2 separate regions of the Homo sapiens genome follow, and region 2 is linked to region 1. Evidence: read pairs that join two places in POLR2A ChIA-PET (ENCODE). Cell type or tissue: A673. All regions are shown on one strand. Links, peaks and the distances in the headings refer to the core of each region. The heading gives the core; the rest is flanking DNA.

Region 1 (16,738 bases), core at 4,786-12,785:
CCTGAGGAAGGGAGCCCTTTATTTTCTTTTTATCTTTGTGTCCTCAGTGCCAAGAACAGAATCCGAGACATGGTAGGTACCCTGGAAATGTTTAATGAGGGACTAACAGCCAGTCATCAAAAGATTGATATTTCCCACTGAGATTTTTTGATTAAGCCCAGTCTTAATTATTTCATTCTAGTTACTGTATTGTGCTTGAGCCTACTCGCTAATCACAATTGGCCACTAGTAATGACTGAAGAAGAAAAAATGAATTGACTTGAAATCCCTTTGATTGAATGATAGAGTTATAAGAAGACACGAGGCAGAGGAAAACAAAGGAGGAGGTAAGTATCACCCAAGGCCTGGGAGTGTTCCACAAACAGCAATGATTTCAAAATTTTCTTATGGAACAGGATCTGCTACTCCAAAACCAAAGTTCGGAAAATGAAATCTCCCTTGCAGTCAACAAGTATTAAGATCTTTCAGTATTTATAGTGATATCACATGCTAAAAAGAAAACTATTTATAGTGCCTGACTTGCGTGTGGCTGTAGAATAATATGTTTTAATCTTGAAAACATAAAAATGATAGTTTATAGAATTATAATAACTAATCCTTTCTGAAAAGGTCTAGAATCCTTAGGGAAATGCATGTTAAGATTCAGTTTTAATATCATGTAGTTCACTTTTATTTAGTAGAGTAGAAGAAATAGTAGTTTTGATTCATAAATTTATTCCTCTGCTGAAATTATTCCCAAAACATAAATATCAGAACCAATGAAAAGGGAATAAGATTTCCCTCTGATAACAAAGGATATTTAGGAAAACTGTCACTGGATAATTTGAGTCTTACAGCTGTTTAAGGAAATGTCTACCGTGAGCACTTTTTACCACCAAATTGTGAAAGCAGTAAGAACTCATTGTCTAACAATAAAGAAATCCAAGAAATGAAAATTGCTTCTTTTCTGTTCTTCTCTCCAGAAGTAACAATAATTTTATTTATTTATTTATTTATTTATTTATTTATTTATTTATTTATTGAGATGGAGTCTTGCTCACTCGCCAGGCTGGAGTGCAGTGATGTGATCTCAGCTTACCAAAAACTCCACCTCCCGGATTCAAGTGATTATCCTGTCTCAGCCTCCCGAGTAGCTGGGATTACAGGCACCTGCCACCACGCCCAGCTAATTTTTGTATTTTTGGTAGAGACGGGGTTTCACCATGTTGGCCAGGCTGGTCTTGAACTCGTGACCTCAGGTGATCCACCCACCTCGGCCTCCCAAAGTGCTGGGATTACAGGCGTGAGCCACTGTGCCCAGGCAATAATTTTATGTTTTAATTTAAGCAAGATTAAAAAAGGTTTTTGGCCAGGCGTGGTGGCTCATGCCTGTATTCCCACCACTTTGGGAGGCCAAGGAGGCTTGAGGCCAGGAGTTTGAGACCAGCCTGGGCAACATAGTGAAATCCCATTTCTACAAAAAATAAAAAATTAGCTGGGCATGGCAATGTGTGCCTGTAATCCTAGCTACTTGGGAGGCTGAGGTAGGAGCATCACCTGAGCCCAGGAGACTACAGTGAGCCATGATTGGACCACTGCACTCCAGCTTGGGTGACGAAGTGAGACACTGTCTAAAAAAAAACAAAACAAAACAAGAAAAAAACCCAAAACAATCCAGGCATGGTGGCTTATGCCTGTAATCCCAGCACTTTGGGAGGCGAAGATAGGCGGATGGCTTGAGCCTAGGAGTTCGAGGGCAGCCCTGGGCAATATGGCGAAACTCTATCTCTATCAAAAATAAAAATAAAATAAGCTGGATGTGGTGGCATGTACCTGTAATCCCAACTACTTGGGAGGCTGAGGTGGGAGGATCGCTTGAGCCTGGAAGGTCGAGGCTGCAGTGACTCTAGCTGGGGTGATAGAGAGAGACCCTGTCTCAAAAAAAAAATTTTTTTTAAGTTAGTATGCTTTGTACACACACACACACAGACACACACACACACACACACACACAAACACATGCATACATCAATGCAAAGATACTTTTTCTGGAGGTCAGTGTCACTTTACTTGTTAATGGAGTATAAATCAGTTACCAGTTATAATCCTAAAATCCAATGATCCAAAAGAGCCTTTCTTTATTTTTAATTTTAAAGAAAAGAAATTGCAAACACAGTACAAAGAGGTGCTTGGAACCCTGAAGCCAGCTTCCCCCGATGGTTACATCTGGTATAACCATAGTATACTATCCAAGCCAGGAAAGTTTTTTTTTTTTTTTCTCACTTCTTTTTGAAACATCAAGTCATCATTTTGGGAAAATCCTGCTGTAAATATGACAAGAGACACTTTGAATTCTTTATACCCACATAAAATTTTTCTACAAGGTTTCTATATAGTAGAAGGACCTATTAACAACTTTAATTAGTGAAAGTAACAAGATATCAGGTCACAGGCCTGGGTAGATGTCAACAACATAACATGTAATGGGCTTTGACGGACAATATTGTTTTAAATTCTACACCTTCCTAGTTTGAATAAACTGAATTTAGAGTAAAAAATGGTATTGATGGCCCAAACACATTTATACTTAGTGGTAATGAGACTGAAAATAAATTTTTCTTAAAGTACTAGGTACTTCATAGTACATCATATATACTTTGGAGCATTGCTCCAAACAGCAATCAGCAGCATCTGTAACAATCATAAGAACGATGGCATCAGTATATTTTAGTTGGAACTTAAAAACTTGCCTTCAAGGCCTCACCCACATTAGTTCCTCAAAAGCTGTGTGTTTTATTTTGGCACCTTCATTTGATACCTCATTCCCTTCACTCTTGAGGTTGCATTTAGCAAAATCAAAGAATGCAAATAACACAGTAATAAGAGTATTCCCAAAATGCAGTTTCATCATTATTAAGCAGGTGGTTTGGGGCTTGGCAAACATAATGACAGTGTATTTCATAAGCTAGAACTATGAAGCAGAGCACAATAGCAAGTCAAAAGAATCTGTAAGATAAAAAAATAATTTATTTAATTAAGAAATACTTACTGAAGGTCACCCGGTGGGCAGCACAGTCCTGGGCACTGGGTATACAATGCTAGATTAGACTTTTTCCCCCAACAGTTTGACATCTCAAAAGTAGAGAGGTAGCTAATGGTGTCTTAAAAACACTATTGGGCCAGGCGTGGTGGCTTACACCTGTAATCCCAGCACTTTGGGAGGCCGAGGCGGGTGGATCCCAAGGTCAGGAGTTTGAGACCAGCCTGGCCAAAATGGTGAAATCCCGTCTCTACTAAAAATACAAAAATGTAACTGGGCATGGTGGCACACGCCTATAATCCCAACTACTCCGGAGGCTGAGGCAGGAGAATCACTTGAACCTGGGAGGCAGAAGTTGCAATGAGCCGAGACCACACCACTGCACTCCAGCCTGGGGCACAGAGTGAGACTCCATCTCAAAAAAAAAAAAAAAAAAAAAATTTAAAGCACTGTCGTCCAGATAGTAGTTGTCACTGCCTACACGTTTGTGAATTTAGTTATAATTCCTTTAATGTTTTGGTCAGACTTAGTCCATTTTGTATGCTATAACAGAATACATAAGACTGGGTAATTTATAATGAACAGAAGTTTAGGCCCAGCATGGTGGCCCATCCCTGTAATCTCAGCACTTTGGGAGGCCAAGGCAGGTGGATCACTTGAGGTTAGGAAATCGAGACCAGCCTGGACAACATGGCAAAACCCCGTCTCTACTAAAAATATAAAAATTAGCTCAGCGTGGTGGCGGGCACCTGTAATCCCAGCTACTCAGGAAGCTGAGGCAGGAGAATCACTTCAACCTGGGAGGAGGAGGCTGCAGTGAGCTGAGATCATGCCCCTACACTCCAGCCTGGGCAACAGAGGGAGACTCCATTTCAAAAACTAAATAAAATGAAAAATAAAAAGTTTATCATTTCTTGGTTCTGGAAGCTGGGAAGTTCAAAATCAAGGGGCCAGCATCTAGCGAGGGCCTTCTTGCTGCATCATCTCATGGTGGAAGGGCAAATAGAAGGTGAGAAGGAGAGAGTGGATAGAACTCATAGCCTCAAGCCCTTTTAGAATTGGCTTTAATCCATTCTTGAGAGCAGAGTCCTCATGACCTAAGCACTTCACATTAGGCCTCACCTCCCAATACTGTTGCATTGGGGATTACGTTTTCAACACATATTTTTTGGGAAGACACACTCAAATTATATCAGTCAACAAATCATTTAAAAAGCATTTAAAGAAGGAATGTGAGTCCTGGTTATTGTCTAAAACCCATCTATTGACCCAGAAAAATCATTAAGACTCACAAAATGGGTGTCAAAGCATTGGGAAAAACCTGGAAACAAGAATGGAGCACTTTTTTAAGAGATCCTGAATATATATGATACTTGTGATGTCTTAGAGGACAATATGATTCATATACAATCTATACATTATATATGTATTAATAAACATATTTTCCTTTTACATATACACAAGAGGAAGATATGATAAAAATTTGTGTAAATAAGTCTACTAAAAAGGCCAAAGTAATCCAATAGGAAAATAAAAATCTTTCAATGGATGGTGCCAGAACAATGGATACCAATGAGAAAAAATAATTTGCTCTCTACCTCATACCGTATCCAAAATTAATTTGAAACCTTAAGGTGGTGGATAATAGGGTATAAAATTTCAACTTTTTTGTATGATTGAAAATTTTCAAAATAAGATGGTGAAAAAAATTTTTAAAAAGAAGTCCAGGCTGGGCACGGTGGCTCATGCCTGTAATCCCAGCACTTGGGGTGGCCAAGGCGGGTGGATCACGAGGTCAGGAGTTCAAGACCAGCCTGGCCAAGATGGTGAAACCCCATCTCTCCTAAAAATATGAAAATTAGCTGGGCTCGGTGATGGGCACCTGTAATCCCAGCTACTCAGGAGGATGAGGCAGGAGAATCGCTTGAACCCGGGAGGCAGAGGTTGCAGTGAGCTAAGATCACGTCGTTGCACTCCAGCCTGGGCGATAGAATGAGACTCCATCTCAAAATAAATAAATCAAAATAAAAAATAAAAATAAGTTCAAAAGAGCTCTTTCAAGAAGTACAAAACAAAAATTTTTAGTGATAAGGAGTCATTGTCTCATAGTTTAATTGACAGGGTTTCTCTCTATTAATTGTACACAAAATAATGATATATCTTACAGTTGATGAAATTTTAGATTTGAAGAAATATAATCGTTCATAGGGTGGAAGAGAATACAATCTTCCCTGACCTTTAGGAGCTTACAGTAGAGAAAGGAACATGAACCTCAGAATGGGTGGCATTGAGTGCTGTAATGGGACCGTAGGAGCGCACCTACAAAGCAGCTCTTATATTTTAGAGCTTTATAGCTTGCATTGGGCTTCCACGTTTATATTTATGGCATCTTCTTAACCATCCTGTAGTAGGCCACATGATTAGCCCAATATACACTGGTTTAATGAACCCATAAAAAGAATGGGGCCCAAAGAAGTTAAATAACTTAACTAGAATCATTTGGCTAGTAAAGGCTCAGTCTCAGACAAGGTTCTTCCAATAATTCTTCCTCCTAAGCCACATTTGTTTTAGGTTGGGTTCCCTAGAAGCAGAGCCTGAGATGGGGATGCCTTTGTGCAAGTGATTTATTGAGGTTGTGATCTCAGGAAATACCTGTAAGGGACTAACGGATGTAGGATAGGGCCAGGGATTGAAGCTAAGTGGAGATGTAGGTTCAGCCCAAGTCCAGCCTCAGTCCGATCTCATGGGCAACCCTGGAGAGGAAGTTTTCCCACTTTGGGGTAAGAGGCTGGGATTACATACCCCTCTATCAGTCTGTCAATGGCGTTGGGTGCCACACCTTCTCATGTTGGGAATATGCATCTCTGAACAAGGTGGTTCTGAGTGCAGTTATCTGTAGAAGGTGGGGAGCTGTGACCCATTAGCAGCCAAAAGTCAGCAGCAGCTAGGGAATGGTTCTGCCAGCCAGGTAAGGCGATCTTGGTGGGGCAGCAACCACATCTACTACACCACCGCCGCTCTCAGTGAGAATTCTATCAGAGACATAGCCTCACATATTATCTTAGGGGAGGGTCATTGTCCTCGCTAATGACTTCCCTGTGAGATATTGTGAACAGGTAGCATTTAGCCATTAGGCCTGCTCTGAGAGTTAGACAATATTTACTGCAAAATAGATATTCCCGTGACATTATGTTCTGCTGGTCTAGAGGTCTTAGTTCCAGAGGGAGGAATGCTGCTATCAAGAGACACAACGATTCCATTAAACTGGAAGTTAAGATTGTCACCTGGTCACTTTGGGCTCCTCCTACTTTTAAGTCAACAGGCTAAGAAGGGAGTTACAGTGTTGGCTGGGGTGATTGACCTGGACTACCAAGATAAAATCAGTCTACTACTCCACAATGGAGGTAAGGAAGAGTATGCGTGGAATACAAGAGATCCATCAGGGTGTCTCTTAGTATTACCATGTCCTGTGATTAAGGTCAATGGGAAACTACAATAGCCCAATCCAGACAGGACTACAAATGGCCCAGAACCTACAGGAATGAAGGTTTGGGTCATTCCACCAGGTTAAAAAAAAAACATGACCTGCTGAGGTGCTTGCTGAAGACAAAGGGAATACAGAATGGGTAGTAGAAGAAGTTAGTCATCAGTATCAGCTACGACCATGTGACCAGTTGCAGAAACAAGGAGCGTAATTGTGAATACTTCCCCTTATTTTGTTAAGAATATGTTTGTGCATGTATACACTTGTACGAAGAAAATATCTTCATTTTAAATTTCCTTTCTTTTTCCTTTATCGTGTGACATAAGATTTTTTGACTTTATATCAGCATTTAAGTGTTGTTAACTTTATATAAAAACATTTAGGTTAAGGATTAGTGAGCTTCTGGTTGTACAAAGGATAGCTGTATTATGTTAGGTGTAATTATGACCTTATTATTGTCTTTATTTGGAAATTATGTATGATTTCAGGAAATGTGTATGGCTTCAAGTTGACAAGGGGTGGACTTGTGATCGTTAATATTGTCAACTTGATTGGATTGAAGGATGCAAAGTATTGTTCCTGGGTGTGTCTGCGAGGGTGTTGCCAAAGGAGATTAACATGTAAGTCAGTGGACTGAGAGAGGCAGACCCACCCTCAGTCTGGGTGGGCACCATTCTCAACAGCCGCCAGCCTAAAAGCAGGAATGGAAAGGGCAGACTTGCTGAGTCTTCCAGCTTCCAACTTTCTCCTGTGCTGGATACTTCCTACCCTCGAACATCTGACTCCAAGTTCTTCAGCTTTCGGACTCTTGGACTTACACCAGTAGTTTGCCAGGGGCTCTTGGGCCTTTGGCCACAGACTGAAAGCTGCATTGTCAGCTTCCCTACTTCTGAGGTTTTGGGACTCGACTGGCTTTCTTGCTCCTCAGCTTGCAGACAGCCTATTGTGGGACTTCACTTTGTGATCCTGTGAGTCAATTCTCCTAATAAACTCCCCTTCATATATACATCTATCCTATTAGTCTGGTCCCTCTAGAGAACCCTGACTAATACAATAGAGTTAAAGACAAACTCCTTGTACTGCTTTATCTCAGCTTACTGTAGAGGTCATAAACCAGGGTCAACAGGCAGGATTTGGCTCGCAGATGCATTTCATCTGGACAGTACAGTGTTTAGATGTTTTAAAAAGTTGGTTGCCAACATTTAAAAATTTGGAGATTCCAAATTGTGGGCTCTCTTGCTTTCACTGATAACTTGAAAGGGCTGAGCGGCTGTGCCAACATTCCAACATGGCAACAATTTGAGTCTCAATGTAAAGCAAGCTGAGCGGTGGCCTCCCATTGCAGACAGGCGTTCTCCCACCTGGTGGGGTCCACCTCTCACTTTCACTGTGTCTGCCCTGAGGGTATTGCAATTAGTGACCCCAGGTATAACCTCCTTGCAAACCCTTTGCATGTATTTTTAAGAAAATTTTATGAAAAGTGTATATACTTGGCCCAGTTCTTCATCTACACAGTATAATTAACTTATTAAACTTGAAGTATAATATACATATAAAAAGTGCCTATTTCACAGTGTACACCTTGATGAGTGTTCACAAATTAAACATATCTGTGTGATAATACCCAAGTCAAGAACCAAAACATTTCTAGCACCACAGAAGCCCCCTTCTGTCCCCTTCTGGTTACCCCTGCCCCTGGGTCACCACTGTCCCGATCTCTATCAACATAGATCAATTTTGTCTGTTTTTGTAGCTTCTAAAAATAGAATTGCCTATCTAGTATAACTTCAGAAATATTTTCGATAGAATATGTTTGACTCCAGTTTGTAATAAAGCGATACACTTTACTGTCCTGCCATACACTTTGCAGAGCCTTCTGCCTCAGCCATAGAATAACTGCATTTCCAGGTGAGCTGGGCACAGTTTAATTCCATTGAGGTTTTCGGTACACTCCTGGGAAGAACTTGGTCAAGAAGACATTGTACACGAAAAGGACCTCTGAGTGTTGGCACCTCAGGAAGTGAGTTGTGCTCTACCAGGGAAGATAATAAGATTTTACCTACAACAATAGCCTTTGTTTTCAGTCTACGTGTAATTAACAAATCCCCTGCTCAATGCCAAACTCTGGGGATATATACAAGAGAAACTTCCCCTTAAGATCTCATAGTCTGGCCTGTAGCTGCTATTTCTAGTTCAGGATGATAAGTGAGTGCATGACTCTGGAGTCAGACTGCCTAGGTTTAAAATCATGTCACCGCCAATCAGCTGTGTGACTTTGGCTCAGTTCCTTAAGCTCTCTGTGCTTCAATTTCCTCACCAGTAAAGATTATTAATAGTACCTGCTTCGTGGGTCTATTTTGTGGCTTAAATGAAATCGTTTGACCGGGTGTGGTGGCTGACACTTGTAATCCAGCACTTTGGGGGGCAATGTGGGAGGATTATTTGAGGCTAGAAGTTCAAGACCAGCCTTAGCAATACAGTGAGACCCTCACCCCACCCCCAGCCCCTTGTCTCTACAAAATAATAATAATAATAAAAAGCCAGGCATGGGGACACATGCCTATAAACCTGTACTCCTAGCTACTTGGGAGATTGAGGCAGGAGGATTGCTTGAGCCTAGGAGTTCGAGGTTGCAATGAGCTGTGATTGTGCCACTGCACTCCAGCCTGGACAAACAGAGTGACAGCCTGTCTCTAAAGATAAAAAATTTAAAACATTTAAAAAATAAATATGAAAGAAAAATGTCAAAAAAAGACCAAAAAAAAAAAAAAGGAAGTCATCTAAGTAAAGCACTTAACACAGTATCCAGAACATGCGGACAGCTCAGTAAATGTCATCATTGTTATTGTAAAGGAACACAGAAACATATGAGGCATACTGAGGAGGGACTCTAACCCAGGCTGGATGGAGTCAGGGGCTGGGGGAGATAGGAAGTGGAGAGGAATGGAAGGAGGTAGAGGAATAATCAGAAAAGCCTCCAATTAGGTGATCCCTTGCTTGAGTTTAAAGGTGCCCTTCAGGAGTTAGCCAAATATTATACAAGTTAACCAAGGGGAGAAAGGACCGGAATGTGGCAGAGAGAGGAAGGGTGTTTAGGAAGGAGGAACAGCCTGTGCAAAAGAAAAAAGGCACGAGTGAGAATTACATGTTCTGGGCATTACACCCCAAAGTGTTTTCCTGAAGAAACCAAGAAGTGGCAGGAAATGAGTTTAGCAAAGTGCATAAGGGTCAGATTATGCAGACTGTTAGGAAAAATTAGAAATAAAACCAAGTGATGATGACTGCATATGACTGCAGTATCATACTGAATTTCTGAGTAAAGGGCCCACCCAAGGGCTATTTATTTCTCTAGGCAAATGTACCATTGTGAGATTTTGCTACTTTTTTTTTTTTTTGAGACAGAGTCCTGTTCTGTCGCCCAGGTTGGAGGGCAGTGGGCTCACTGCAACCTCTGCCTCCTGGGTTCAAGCAATTCTCTTGCCTCAGCCTCCCACATAGCTGGGATTACAGGTGTGTTTCACCACACTCTGGTAATTTTTTTGTATTTTTAGTAGAGACGGGGTTTTGCCATGTTGGCCAGGCTGGTCTCGAACTCCTGACCTCAGGCTATCTGCCTGCCTCAGCCTCCCAAAGTGCTGGGATTATAGGCGTGAGCCACCATGCTCAGCCTTTTCTGTTTTTTGAGACAGAGTCTTGCTTTGTCACCCAGGCTGGAGTGCAGTGGGGTGATCTCGGCTCACTGCAACCTTTGCCTCCTGTGTTCAAGTGATTCTCGTGCCTCAGCCTCCTGAGTAGCTGGAATTACAGGCGTGTGCCACCACGCCTGGCTAATTTTTGTATTTTTAGTAGAGACAGGGGTTCGCCATGTTGACCAGGCTAGTCTCAAACTCCTGGCCTCAAGTGATCCACTCTCCTCGGCCTCCCAAAGTGCTGGGATTACAGGTGTAAGCCACAGTGCCAGCAGATTTTGATACTCACTATTAATTAAGGACTCAGACTTTGTGACGTTCCATGTAAATTAGTAGATTTGGGTCTACCAGAGATGTAAATAATTTCTGTCTGGTAGAAAAATAATCCCGAAGGTTACAATTTTATTGCCTTGCAGGATATTAGCCAGCTTTATGTCTAACCTAGCAAACTTATTCTAATCATTTTTTAAAGGACCATATAAATCCTAGTTCCCCAAGCAGTCCAGCTCTATTTTCTGATTGGTTCCCTCACTAATTAATGAATTCAATAAATTTTAACCTTTTTGTTCTGTATTTGTATGAAAGTCTAATTTTTTCAGTTTTCAAAATTATACTTTGATGAAGGCCATTGCATACCATGATAAGAGGTATGGAATTTATCCTTAAAAGAGGAGGAAAACTTTGAAATATTTATGCACAAGGATGACATGATTATATTGGCATTTGGAAAGGTCATTTTTTCAGCAGTGTCTAAAAGGAGTGAGATAGTCATTGACGTGAAATTTAATTCTGAAAACCAGTGGACATTTGGTGGCAACAGTAGCGATAAGAATTTCTGAATATCCTGGGAGCAGGTAGTAATTTCCATATGGAAATTTTATCATGTACAGAATCAAGAAAGAATGGTATTTACACTGCAGTTTAGGAGGATGTCTTGCATATTAATATCTATTAACAACCACTATGGTAATCAGAGGTCATAAATATTTTAAGTAGATAAAAGAAGTTGTGCTCTAGGGTTACCATCAGAAGCACATTATCAATGTACCCATGGATATGCAGTTAGAAAAATGAGTCATCACTTGCCTTCAGCTGGGAAGAAAGCCAGTTTATCTGCTGTGAAGCTATCTCTAATACCTTTTTCTCTTCTCCTGGTATTCTCTAAACCCAAGAGATGAAGTAGAATAAGGAAACATCTTGGGAAGCTCAAATTATCTGGCAACACTGCCTCTGGTCAGTGAAACCAGGGAAAGGAAGGAGACATACTATTCACATGCCTTTGTGTTTTACACCATTGGAATGAATGCACTGGTGTTCTGCATACTGCTGTACCCGTTGGGCCACCGTCTGTGGGGGCACCATTCATATGGTAGACATTGTAGATCTGGATAAATATGCCTATTTTTTGGTAGTTGTCAGTAAAGTGTCTTGGATCAGGATTGCGTTTTTGCACAAAGGCACCAAATGGGCTAGGAGTGGCCTCATGAATGACTAACTTTTTCACATGTATTTAAAAATGATAACAGGTCAGATTCCTAGGATTTGGGGGGGCTGACATTCTGAAGTGTTTTTCTCATATTACTCATTATTGTACCACTGTTTCTCCCTTAAAATGTACCTATTTCTCCAAAGTTCTGGAAGGTAAGCAGAAGGCACAAGTTCTTCACCCTAATGAGCATGATCTTTCTGTTTTGTGTTACTTTCATATTTAGAATCCTTCCTACAGATGACACTTGTCCGTGTATCTATCTGTCTATCTATCTATCTAGACAGAGTCTTGCTCTGTTGCCCAGGCTGGAGTGCAGTGGCACAATCTGGGCTCACTGCAACCTCCATCTCCTGGGTTTAAGCAATCCTCATACCTCAGCCTCCGAAGTAGCTGGGATTATAGTCATGTGCTATCATGCTGTACTAAAATTTTGTATTTGTAGTAGAGACGGGGTTTTGCCGTTTTGGCCAGGCTGGTCTCGAACTCCTGGCCTCAAGTGATCCACTCTCCTTGGCCTCCCAAAGTGCTGGGATTATAGGAGTGAGCCACCACGCCCAGCTACACTTGTCATTTTAAAAAGCTGCTTAGCATCTACTCTGCCATTAAGATATTACTTTGAATTTAAGACATTACTTTGAATTTCCTTTGGGAAATCACTCTTTCCTCATTCTCAGCCATGTGATTTAGACGGGATTGATTCTAAGGCTGAGCCCCGACTGGCCTAAGTCACCATCTTGGCCACTTGACTGGTTCAGCAAAGGGAATATATCCCAATCAGAACTAGTGAGACAGGAAGGTGTTTTCTGGGGTATTTTGCTGCCACACAGGCGAGAGCCTGATGCTGCTGGAGGGAGAGCAGCTGGTATAGTATGAGAAGAAATCTAAAAGCATAGAAAAAAAAGTCACCCATGGAGACATCATTTGAGTCTTGCATCACATTGATTCTGAAGCCAGCACTGCCTTTGGATATTGTGGTTATGTAAGCCAATGTAGTCCATTTCTTGTTCAAGCAATTTGAGGTTTTTTAGGGAGGTTGGTTTTGTTTTGTTTTGATTTTGGCCACATGAAACACACACACATCCTCAACTAATCTGTTCTATTTCTTATGTGATTTGGATTTAACCATTTTCAGACTAATGACTTAAAGGATGACTCCAGGCTACAGCAGATCATTTTAAAAGTAACTATTTGCTATTAAAAGCACTTAAGTTCAGGCGCGGTGGCTGATGCCTGTAATCCCAGCACTTTGGGAGGCCAAGGTGGGAGGATTGCTTGAGCCCAGGAATTCGAGAGCAGCCTGGGCAACATAGGGAGACCTCATCTCTCCAAAAAATTAAAAAATTAGCTGGGCGTGTTGGCATACACCTGTAGTTCCAGCTACTCAGGAGGCTGAGGTGTGGGAGGTCAAGGTTGCAGTGAGCCATGATTGTGCCACTGCGCTCTAGCCTGGGTAACAAATGAGATCCTGTGTCAAACAAAAAACAAAAAACAAACCAAAAGCAGGGGGTGTGGGGGAGGCACTTCAGCACTTAACACAAATTGCTGATGTGAAAGCCTCATATTATTTGAAATTTACAATTACTTTTTTTTTTGCTCTTAAGCAGAAATGATTACCCTGACTACTCTTTCTTGATGTTTTGCTTTGGATAAATGAACTGTAATATCATGCGTTTCCCAGTATGGGTCCCTTCAGGAGAAAGAACCACAGCATAGGTGAAGTAGAGGAGGCTTTATATAAAGAAGCTTTAACTATGCTAAAAGAGTAACAATAAGATACAAGAAAACGCTATATGGTACCCTAGGCTGAGGGAAAGTACTAAAGGAAGCACAAATTTGGAAGAGGTTCACATCTCACTGGAGAAGGTGTGGTTCAGCCCACCAGGCAGCAGAGTGGTTTCCAATTCTGCTGGGCCAAAGCTGGCCTACAGCTGCTGGAAAGCAAAAGGCCACCTTCCAGAGTGCAGCCTGGGAGCTGGGCTTGGGTGAGCGTGGGAGTCCGCATGGGGACAGGAACCCCTCAGGGCACATAGGCTGCACCGGAGCTTTGGTTTCCATGACAAGAGGGCCATGGAAAGGCTGTCACCAGGCTGAGGCTGTAATGTCCCAGAGGGACTGTGTCCTGGGCTGGGGCAGGCTCTACTGGATGTCCCGGGACCCATTTCCACTCGGGAAATGACAGGAGAGTCTCTTCCTCCTGCAGTTTCCTCCAGCGCCCTGTACAGAGAAGTTTAATAAACATCACACCCTACTTCAAGAAGAAATGCTTAAAAGAATTCTAGGCTGATCCCAGAGCATATACTGAAGGTTGCATTCGGAGCTGAGAAGCAATAAATTGTGTTTTTCCAAGAATACAGCTCTGTCCAATTCATTAGGGACTGTTTGGGGGGAAAGAATAACAGAAGTTGCCTAATCTTACATACTCAAATTCCGAGTTGGGTTAAGGGTTTCCTGAAGGGGTGAACTTAGTCCAGGCACGTGTCCTCTAGAGTGTTCTATGTACTAGTATGAAGCAGAAAAAAATGGAGATACGCTGTGCTGAGCAAAGTGATAAGACTGACTGTTGGACACTCCAGAGCTTTCATATGCTAATGTATAATAACTTCTCTCCAAATTACTCAGACTGATAACCCTTTTTCCTTCAGGGTTATGTACAAGTTGCCTATAGCAGATTTTTTTTTCTCAAAATTCCCACATCTTCCCACATTCTCTTCTTACAATGTGATATTGAAACTCTTCCCATTGAGAATTCAGATCTGTTTTTCTTCCTCTGAAATTTGCGTGAGCATACGACTATGTTGGAAGCGATACTACATGGCTTCCAAGGTTAGATTATAAAAGACAAAACAGCTTCTGCTTGGTTCTCTTGGGACAATTGTTCTTGGAACCTAGCCACCATGCTTTCAGGAAGCCTAAGCAGCCACGTGCAGGTTTTATGTCCAAAAGGCCCAGCTGCAGTCCCAGCCAACAGCCAGAATCAGTCACCATACATGTGAGTGAGTGAGTGTTCAGTTGATTCCAGCTCCCAGCCATTGAGTCACTCCCAGCTTCCAGGTCTTCCCAGTCAAGGCCTCCGACATTGTGCAGCCGAGGCCAGCCAGCCATACAAAGTCCTTCCCAATTCCTGGACAAGTAGGATCCATGAGCGTAATACAATGGTTGTCGTTTGAAGCTACGAAGTTTAGCCTGGTTTGTTACACAGTAATAATTACTGGAGCACACCCTGTAGGAAAGACTTTCTTGCAAATCCCAACTGCGTTACAGTTTTGTCCCATCCTTCAATCCTTCTTTTCACTAATATCAGGCTGTCCACTGGTTAGACCAGATATCCACTGCTCTACCAAAATGGTTGCCAGTGTGCTGCAACTCTGTGAGCAAATTCTTCTCCTCTGTGTGACCCATACTGACCCGGGCACTTTCCAGATTCTTTCTCCATAGTGTAAGATATGTTCTCCTTAGGTCTGGAGAGGAGAGGATGCTTGACTTATCCCAGGTTGTTTAACCTTAGGATTGTGTGTTGGTCACAAAGTGTAAAGAAGTGAGTCTGAGCGTAGCCAGTTCTGTTTCTTCCCTTTCAGAGTGACTGCCCACTGGGGTATTAGCCCTCCCCAGGATAACTCCTCCTGCTTCTTCCCACTCCTCCTCTTCCCTTTCCCCCTTTGTTTTCCTCTCTCCTTCCCCTTCCTCTTCTTCTCCTCCTATTCCTCTTCCTCACTCCCTCCTGCTTCTTAAGCAGTTACCAGAAGCCAGGCACAGCAACATAACGAGGTGTGAGCAGTGCTGTCATCCCCTGGTTGGTGCTGTTCGTATTCCTAATCCCTGTGGATCCCTTTACCATTTCTCTGCACACAGGCTTCCCAGCCAGCACCTGAGTCTCTGGTTTCTTTGTCCTAGAATGGTTCTTGGGCTGCCTAGTTGCAAATGCCTGGCAGTTTACACACCTCCTTCCCCCAGTAGCCCTTAACCCTTGTGGAACTAAACCAAAACTTTCCTCTATGGAATCTGGCTTGACATAGCACTTTAGCTTGGCCCTCTTCCCTTCCCTGTCTCCTGGGAATATTTCCTGATATGTCACTTTTGCATGAATCCTAGTCTCCGGGTCTCTTTCCGAGAAATTCAGCTTAAGATATTTCTATTTAATAATCAGGGAAACTGAGAAGTAAATTGCACAATCTCTGTAAAAAAATAAGTGATTGACATTGAGATTTTAACCTGGCTTCCTTTGGATCTCAAATCTACATACCTGCTCATTACTCAATACCGCTTCCCGAAATAAGGCAGCCAGTTAACACCTAGGTCTCTCCCCAGGACAGCTCTAGGCAAAGCACTGCTAGGAAGAGCCACCCATGCCAAGTCAGCTGCCTGTTTATCCACCACCCCACAGTTCTTTAAAGGTAATCCTTTGAGAGCAGATCGTGCTATATTGAAGTTTGCAGCCCCACAACATTATTATGCTCATGACTCTGCAATTTGGACAGGGTTTGGTGGGGAAGGAAAGGCTCGTCTCTGTTCCATGTGGTGTCAGCTGCAGGCCTCAACTGGGGAAAATCTGCCTCTAAGATGGCGCACTCAGGCTTTCAAGTTGGTGCTGTCAACTAGACGATCAGCCAGGGCTGAGGCTGGAGGGGTCTCTCTAGGTGGGTCTCTCCATGTGGCTTCTCATAGCAGCAGAGCCAGGCTCCAAGGGCAAGCCATCCCCAAAGAGAGCCAGGAAGCTGGGTTGCTTCTGTGGTCTGGGCTCAGAAGTCAGATAGTATCACTTCTGCTCTTCTCTACTGATGGAGGCAGTCACAAAGGCCCACCCAGTGTTTTCAAGGGATGGGGACAGCCACAGGCTCCACCTCTTGTTCGGGAGTGGCCAGGTTCTGGAAAACATGTGTGATGGGAGATATTACTGTGGCCATTTTTTGGAAGCACAATCTGCCACACAGATATTATGTTCATTCTCTTGAGTTAGCTTCTGCCAGGCATGGAAGACACGGGCATCAATAATTCTCAGGTTCCCAGCTTCTGCTCTGCCATCCGAGAGGGATGCCCTTCTTGCCTTTGGCCCAGTTTGG
Region 2 (8,000 bases), core at 1-8,000, 50 kb after region 1:
TGCTCAGTAAATCGGCAAGAGAAAGTGCTGTGGAGCAGGTAGGGCTGGAGAGTGGCCTCAGGAGAGGCTGGGAAGCTTTTCTGGTGCTACAGGGCTCACTCTCTCAATCAGGTGGCAAATAAACTGACTTAAGCCCACCTTTAACACACAACTGGCCTGGAAGGGCAATGGAGGATGGATGCACCCACCCATCTATCCATCCATTCACCCATCCCACCCATCCACTCACCCATCTATCCATGCACCCATCCATTATCCATCCCTCCGTCTATCTCATCCCATCCCACCCACCCACCCATCATCCATCCATTCACCCATCCCACCCATCCACTCACCCATCTACCCATGCGCCCATCCATCATCCATCCCTCCATCTATCTCATCCCATCCCACCCACCCACCCATCATCCATCCATTCACCCATCCCACCCATCCACTCACCCATCCACCCATGCACCCATCCATAATCCATCCATCCATCCATCCATCCATCCATCTCATCCCATCCCATCCCACCCACCCATCATCCATCCATTCACCCATCCCACCCATCCACTCACCCATCTACCCATGCACCCATCCATCATCCATCCATCCATCTATCTCATCCCATCCCTTCCCACCTGCCAACCCACCCACCCATCATCCATCCCTTCATCCCATTCCATCCCATCCCATCCCATCCTAAGCCCCATCTACCCACCCGATGAAGAGACTGGAAGGCTGTGCACCAAACTTAACAGAGCTACCTTCTAATGGTATAATGTTGGGCTAACTCGTCCTTCCTTCTTTTCTGACTTGACATTTTAATAACATAACCATACTTTTTAATAAAAACAAAAAAGTAATTTTTACAAATTTTAAAACGTATGATATGTAGCTTTTACCAAACACCCTGCGAGACAAACTAGAATCTTAAATTTTGTATTTTATAACATGACTTATAGAATTGAGCTCCTTTCATTGAAGTTGAGCCTGGTTTTGTGTAAACACATGTTTTGGGAGTAGGTAGATGCTTCTCATCACAGACGTTCACATCACACAAAGGACTGAACTAATCCAGATAAGTTCTAAGGGCACTTGTCAAATAGTCTAGCTCATCTCCGTGGGGCTGGAAGTCCTGAGAATAGGAATGATGGACATTTATCTGGTCTCATGGGCGACTGAGAGACTTACTTGTCCAGTAGTCCCTTCTGTTTGAGGATGCGGTACACTTCAGCAGAAGTCTGCGGTCCTTGGAGCTTTTGCCCATTCAGCATCTCCTTCTCCAACTCTTCAATGGTCTTAAAAACAAAGGATTATATATTTAAAAAAACTATGGTAAAGACTAAAGAATCATTTATTTGTTTAATTTTTAAGTGTTTTTTTTCTTTTTTTTTTTTTTTAGAGAATGGGTCTTGCTATGCTGTGCAGGCTGGCCTCGAACTTGCGGCCTAAAGCAATCCTCCCACCTTGGCCTCCCAAAGTGGTGGGATTACAGGCATGAGCCACCACGCCCGGCCTAGCATCAATTATTTCAAGAGCAGAGTGAGAGAAGAGCTTCAGTCCCCTGCTGGAAGCCAAGGAAAGATAAAGACACAAAGATAAAGAACAGAAGAGTCAAGTGAAAAAGCAGCCAGGCAAACGGAACAATCCCAGCAAATAGATGCTGGCATGAAATCTCCACTGGGCTGCAGTTCACCCCAAGCCAGGAGTCTCAAGTGAGGAAGGAGGGGGTGCGGGAGAGCAGGTGAGGGGCTACCTTCCCAGTTCTGGCGAAGGCCTCGGCCACCCTGCGGTTCCGCCCTCCGTAACAGGTGGTGATCAGGTCGGCCACCCCGCAGCTCTCTAGGAAGGTGGCTGTAGACACTTGGCCTTTGCAGAAGATCCTGGCAAAAGCAATCATTTCCATGAGTCCCAGGCGGATGACGGCCGCTTTGGTGTTGTCTCCACAGCGGAGGCCGTCGCAGAACCCAGCTCCCACAGCTACGATGTTCTGCAAAGGAGATGACAAAGCCCAGATGCCGTTACAGCACCCACCACGGGTATGGATGCCAGAGGTGGTGGGGGATGCCGAGGCAGGGGCAGACCAGGGACATTGGCTCCATCTTCAAAATACTCAATGCCGGGCTCTGCTCTTGTACACCTGGGTGAAAGAGATGACGAAAGGAGAGACAGGGCTTCCATATTCCCCTTTCTAGGACAAAGAGCCCATATTTGGGGTCAGCAGTTGAAGAGCATTGGACAGAAAATCAGAACGGCTGATAGTAGTCTTTGGTTAAATAATGTTTGGACAAACTACTTTACTTTTTGTTTTGTTTTAAATGGAATGCTTTATGCAACCATAACATTCATACAGAAAAGTACACAAATCCTAAGTGCACGGATTGAAGAATTTTCACAAACTGAGCATACCCCCATAGCCAGCACACTGATCAAGGAGAAAAGCACAGCCAGTGCTTCAGGAAGCTCCCGAGAACCCCTTCCAGCCCACCTCCACCACCAAAGGTAACCACTCTCCTCACTTCTCACAGCATAGATGTGTTTTACCTGCCTTTCAACTTTTTGTGAATGGAGTCATACAATATGTAATATTTTATGTGTAGCTTCATCTTAATTCAACATCGTGTTTGTGAGATTCATCCATATTTTTACATAGAGCACATTTATTTTAATTGCTGCATAGTATTCCATTTTGTGAATATGCTGCAATTGATTTAATTATCTCCTGTCAACTGGCACTGGGGTAGATTCCAGTTTGGGGCCATGACAAACAGTGCTGCCATGGACACCCTGGCACATGCCCTCCGGTGACTACGTGCAGGCAATCCTGTTGGGTATGACCTAGGAATTGAAACACTGGGTCATGAGGCCTGTATGTGTGCAGCTCAAATTCCAGCCTTTTGCTTCATTTAATAATCCCCAAATGAGTATTTATGGAGCACTCACTCTCTGCATGGCCTCTGCTAGACACAAGGCAAATGAGACACAGAGCCTGCCTTTTCAGAAGCTGAAAATCTGCTAAGGGGGCTGGCAATCTAGGCCAACTGCCTGTTTTGTAAATAATGTTTTACGGGAACCCAGCCATACCCATTCATTTACACATCGTCTATGGTTGCAGATTTGAGTAATTGCAACAGAGACCATATGGTCCACAAGGCCTCTTCTGTCTGGCCCTGATGGAAAACGTTTACCAGCCCTGACCTTACAGGAAAAATAAAACGTGTACAAATAACTGTTAATGCTCAGCAGAAAGTGATATTCCATAAAAGGTACTGAGAATCTGAAATTCCGTTTCAACAGGTATGCACTGAGCATGTACTGTGTGGGGAGCACCCCACTCAGCCCTGGAGGGACACAGTGATTGCAGGGGCTAGCGGGTGGCAGGGGGAATGCAGGGGCTGAAGATGCCCCCAGGGGAGAGCTGCAAAGATGAGAGTTAAGACATAGAGCTTGTCCTCAAGGAGCTGACAATCTGGCTGAGAAAAGAGACACAACAAAGCACATCAAAAGGCAGAGGGGATGGAGTGAACCTGGGAGGTGGAGCTTGCAGTAAGCCGAGATCGCACCACTGCACTCCAGCCTGGGCGAGAGCGAGACTCTGTCTCAAAAAAAAAAAAGGCAGAGGGGAGAGAGTGTGCTGACAAGTGGCAGGAGCCACAAGCTTCCGTTCACAGCAGGGAAGGCCACATGGAGGAGGCGGCATCTGAGCTGGGCCCAAATAATAAGTAAAAGTCAGATTACCACCTATGACAAGTAACACCTGCACAGTTGCACAGGTGGCAACTCAGTTGGAACTTCAGTTGAGCCCCTAGGTTCCTGGCCCCTTCCACTTTTCCAGCTCCTTCACCAAGAACACTCAATGCCCCCCAAAAAGCAAATATCCAACTGTCTAACCACACTAGCAATTCCAGTAATACCTGTGACTGTACAGAGAGCCGTGGGAGATTTTAAAACATGAACTTAGTTTGGGAAATGAGTTAAAATAAGTGTATTTTAATAAAACCAAGTTTTATAGTGAAAGAATAACTTTTCTTAAAACATCAGGCCTATAAAATGTGAGGGATGAGATGAAAAACAGAATGAGCTGGGGAATAAAAATGTCTTCTCTAGTACACAGGCAGTTTTTGATAAAACACATCAAACATATCATTGATGTGGCCGGGCTCACCATGACAAACAGACTTGGTCATTTAGATACAGCTATTGCTTACCAGAAGACCGAGGCGCAAAGATACTTCACATGAAAAAAAACATCCAATTGGGCCTCCTGAAGTTTCTGTCTACTCCCCACAGACCCACAGAACAGAGCCCTCTCTTGCCCTCTCCCACGGGGTGATGTGGAATGAAGAGGGCTAGAGAATAAAGGATGGGGATAGGAAGGCCCCCTAGTGTCTTCTCTTCCTGAGCAATAATGTGAGAGCTTACTGCGGTTGCTGCTTATGCCTCTCATTGCAGTCAACATAGAAAGGAAAAAGTGGAAAAATTCTCTAAAAATGATGCAGGCAGAGCTGATGAGGAATTGGTCCTAGGAACTGACAGCCTGACCAAGTGCATATGTCTTCGTAAGGTACCAACTTGCCTGAACCTGCGAAAGCTTCTCAGCCTCTTCCTACCACACAGGCTATGCGAACTATAGGTTTCATCAGTTCTCATCAGTGTGTAATTCCCGGCTTACACACTCTCAGCAACAGGCAGCATCATGGAAGAGGCAAGGCAGAAGCCGTGTGAAAGGAGCCTGGAGAGATGCTGGGGGGTCGGGTGCGATCTAGTTCTGCAGCTCTGCTTCTAGAAGGGGTGAGTTGCCGAGTCAGGATGGGACAGCCAGACCTTTTAGGATGAGTGCTATGCAGAGGCTAAGAGCAGGGACCATAAGAACACCTGGGGCTGGGCCCACCTAGGTCTGGACGCCCTTCCCAGCATAGCAGCCAGACTAAGGAGGCTACAAGGAGACGGAAGCGGTACACGGCACTGACATCCAGAGAGCCTCTACATTGTCACAGTGTGACCTAGGCCAACCACTCCACCTCTCCGGCCATCTTCACCTCAGATGTAAAATTCAGGGCTTGGACAAGACTTTTCAAGGCCCTTCTAGTATTGACATTCTTTCAGGAAAGTTGGTGCAATTGTAGCCTGCACTGGGGCTGCAACCAGTACTGGGGCAACAGATTGACACCTGGGGACATGCAGCGGGTCTGACTGCCGAAGCCCAGAGGCCAGCCCTTGGGTGAGCTGGCCAAGTGGTTTTATTGAAGTTGCCATGCAATGTGGCGAGGCTTAGGCTGTTGGCCAACTGGTCAGATTCCTGAAATTGCTCTCTGATGCCCCCTGGACTGTGTCCCTATTTCCCCCTCCATCACAACATGAACCATTCTGAAACTGTTATATGAAAAACCAACCCCAGGAAATGTCTATGGGCTGAATGGGAGAGAACATGGACTTCTGTTCAACAAGGGGCTCCTGTCAACAGAGGAGGGGAGGCACTTATTTATTACGTGCCTTCAGCCAGCCCAGGCTAGTTACACACTGCCTCATCATCATTCCCATGACTCAGAAGTATGTACCTATCCTCCTATTTCCCAACTGGCACAACTGAGGCTCAGAGAGGTTTAGTGGCCCACTGAGAACACCTCACTGGTAAAAGATGGAGTCTGGATGTGCCCCTGGTGCCTGGCTTTGCAGCCCGCTCTGTCCCCTGTGCCTTGCTGCTCCAGTGTGGGAAATCTGCCCTTCCTCCAACCTCGGTCAAAAAGACCTGCCTGACCCTTTGCAATTGGTTGTCAAAGGAGAGTGCCTCCCTGGCCTACACCAAGGCTTGGGAGGTAAAAACGGTAGCTTAGGTTGGGCATAATCCTAGCACTTTGGGAGGCTGGGGTGGGTGGATTGCTTGAGCTCAGGAGTTTGAGACCAGCCTGGGCAACATAGTGAAACCCTGTTTCTACCAAAAATACAAAAAATTAGCTGGGCATGGTGGCATGCACCTTTCGTCCCACCTACTTGGGAGGCTGAGGTGGAAGGATCACTTGAGCTGGGGAGGCGGAGGTTGCAGTGAGCCGAGATCATGCCACTGCACTCCAGCCTGGGTGACAGAGTGAGCCTGTCTCAAAAAAAAAAAAGTAGCTTAGGAGAAGAAAAGGTAATAAAAAATAGCAACAGCAAACCTTACTGAACTGTTCTAAGAGCTTCATATATTATTACCTCATTTAAACCTCACAACATTGTCACAGGGCAGGTCCTATTATCATGGGAACATGATAGGAAACTGAAGCACACAGAGTAAGGACCTTGCCCGAGAAGATCACGCCACACCGTGCTGCTCTAGGGTCAGTGAGTGAAAGGCACAGAGAGGCCACCGCAGAGTCCAGATGAGAACTTTCTAACAGGAAGAGCTGACCTCACCCAACAGGAAAGATTTAGCAGGAGCTCTCTGCAACCAGAACCATCCAAGCAGGACTGTATGGACAGGCCCTGAGCTCCAAAGCAGTGTTTCTATGTTGCTGTACTCAGAAAAGCCACATGAGGGTGCCTGGGTGCTCCCTCACAGCTCCTCTGTGGCCCCTTCACTGCAGGGCATGGGAGTCTAGACCACCCCAAAGCTTCTACTAGAAGCTTTTACTAGACATTTAACCTTCCCACCAGGGGAGATCAGGAGACCTAGTGCAGGGTAAACTCCTCTCTTCTAAGAGGACCCTGGGCTGCAACCCAGTTTAGTCGCCTTATGACAGATCTTGAAATCCTCATTCTCTCCCTCCACCACTTACCATTGTCAAAAGAAAAATAAAGATACTGAGCCAGTCAGAGCGTGTTTGAACAGCATCCGAGCAGATGTCCTCCGAGATCGCTCAGATGTGAAAGTTATCATTATCCACTGTGCATTTAAATCTGCTTTAAACTCTTTTGGAGCTAAAAATACCATAATTTTCAGAAAACAGACGTATGTAGCTCTTCCCCATCTCCTGAGTGACGGAATACTCAGAGGCAATCATCCACTCTTGAGTGTACTCTTTCCAGTTCTGAATAGGGGTGGGTTGGATGGGGCTCAATTCCTCTCCCACTTCCACCTTCCCACAAAAAGAATAAAGAACAGGAGAACCAGCCCATGCTACCTGCAGGTTACATAAACATTCTCACCACCCAGCAAGAACTGCCTCCCCAAAACCCAAGTCAGTACTCACTGTTTTCTCTCAGTCCAACAATCCATCCGACTCCTCCTGAGGCTAGCTGCCAAGAGGAGACTGTCTGCAGGGTTTGGGATTACTAAAGGCAAGGTGCCACATATTGTTTGCTGCTGGCCCCTGTCTAAGGCAGCCTGGCTGAGATGTCAAGGAAGGCTGAGGCAGGCCCACACTTGGCCCACCTAGTCGGTCGCACCAATATGAAGCTGCCTTAGCTGGAAGAGCGTTGTCCAATAGAAGTTTCTGCAATGATAGAAATGTTTTATATTTGCTCTATCGAATACAGTAGCCATTAGTCAGCCACTGAGTCTTCAAAATGTAGTTACTGTGACTCCGAAATGGAATTTTTAGTTTTTAAGAATTTTAATTAATTTGAATGTAAATATAAATAGTACATATGTCTAGTGGCTAGCATGTCAGATTATGTAGGCCTTGCTCTCACTCACATAAAGGTGCTTTTGGGCGAGCAGTGGCCCTGACTACAGATGAGACCCAAAGCTGGGCATCCCGGCATGGTTTACCACAGCCAAAGCCCTGGAGCAAACCTACATGCCCAGCAATTAGAACTGCAGAACAGCCCCACAAAGGAACACCACCAGCCTGTACCACGGGCTGCTGCTTTATCCCCAATCTATTCTTTCCTTCTACAATAATAGAATCTCTTATTTTAATGCAAGTATATGGCTATCCAGAAAAAAGATCCCCAAAATGATTTTCCAGCCTGCCTTGTAGCTAGTTATGGTCACACCTAGTGTACCCACTGAGATGAAGCCAAGTGACAAGGTTGATTTTCCAGAACCTTCCTTGAAAGATAGCTGCCACGTGCTCTTTGTCTGTCTTTTTTTT

What was found. Peaks named below come from ENCODE experiments on the same cell type or tissue, not always from the same donor. Only the 100,000 strongest peaks of a DNase experiment are listed, where the experiment ranks them.
Region 2: POLR2A ChIA-PET joins it to region 1 with 5 read pairs; 2 of 35 experiments call an interaction of 5 or more read pairs at or near these places.

The regions. Positions count from the first base shown.
Region 1 is chr3:32,198,586-32,215,323 of GRCh38, reverse strand. No RefSeq gene overlaps it. Among named protein-coding and RNA genes, the nearest start is that of CMTM8, 32 kb to the left of the region's middle. In A673, for the core only: no CTCF peak of the experiment used is centred there; no DNase peak of the experiment used is centred there.
Region 2 is chr3:32,152,851-32,160,850 of GRCh38, reverse strand. GPD1L (glycerol-3-phosphate dehydrogenase 1 like) reads right to left here. Exons shown (of 8, transcript NM_015141.4): 6 at 1,742-1,975; 7 at 1,177-1,283. Among named protein-coding and RNA genes, the nearest start is that of GPD1L, 50 kb to the right of the region's middle. In A673, for the core only: CTCF peaks have their summits at 4,373 and 6,498; a DNase peak (open chromatin) is centred at 4,350; H3K27ac peaks cover 451 bases.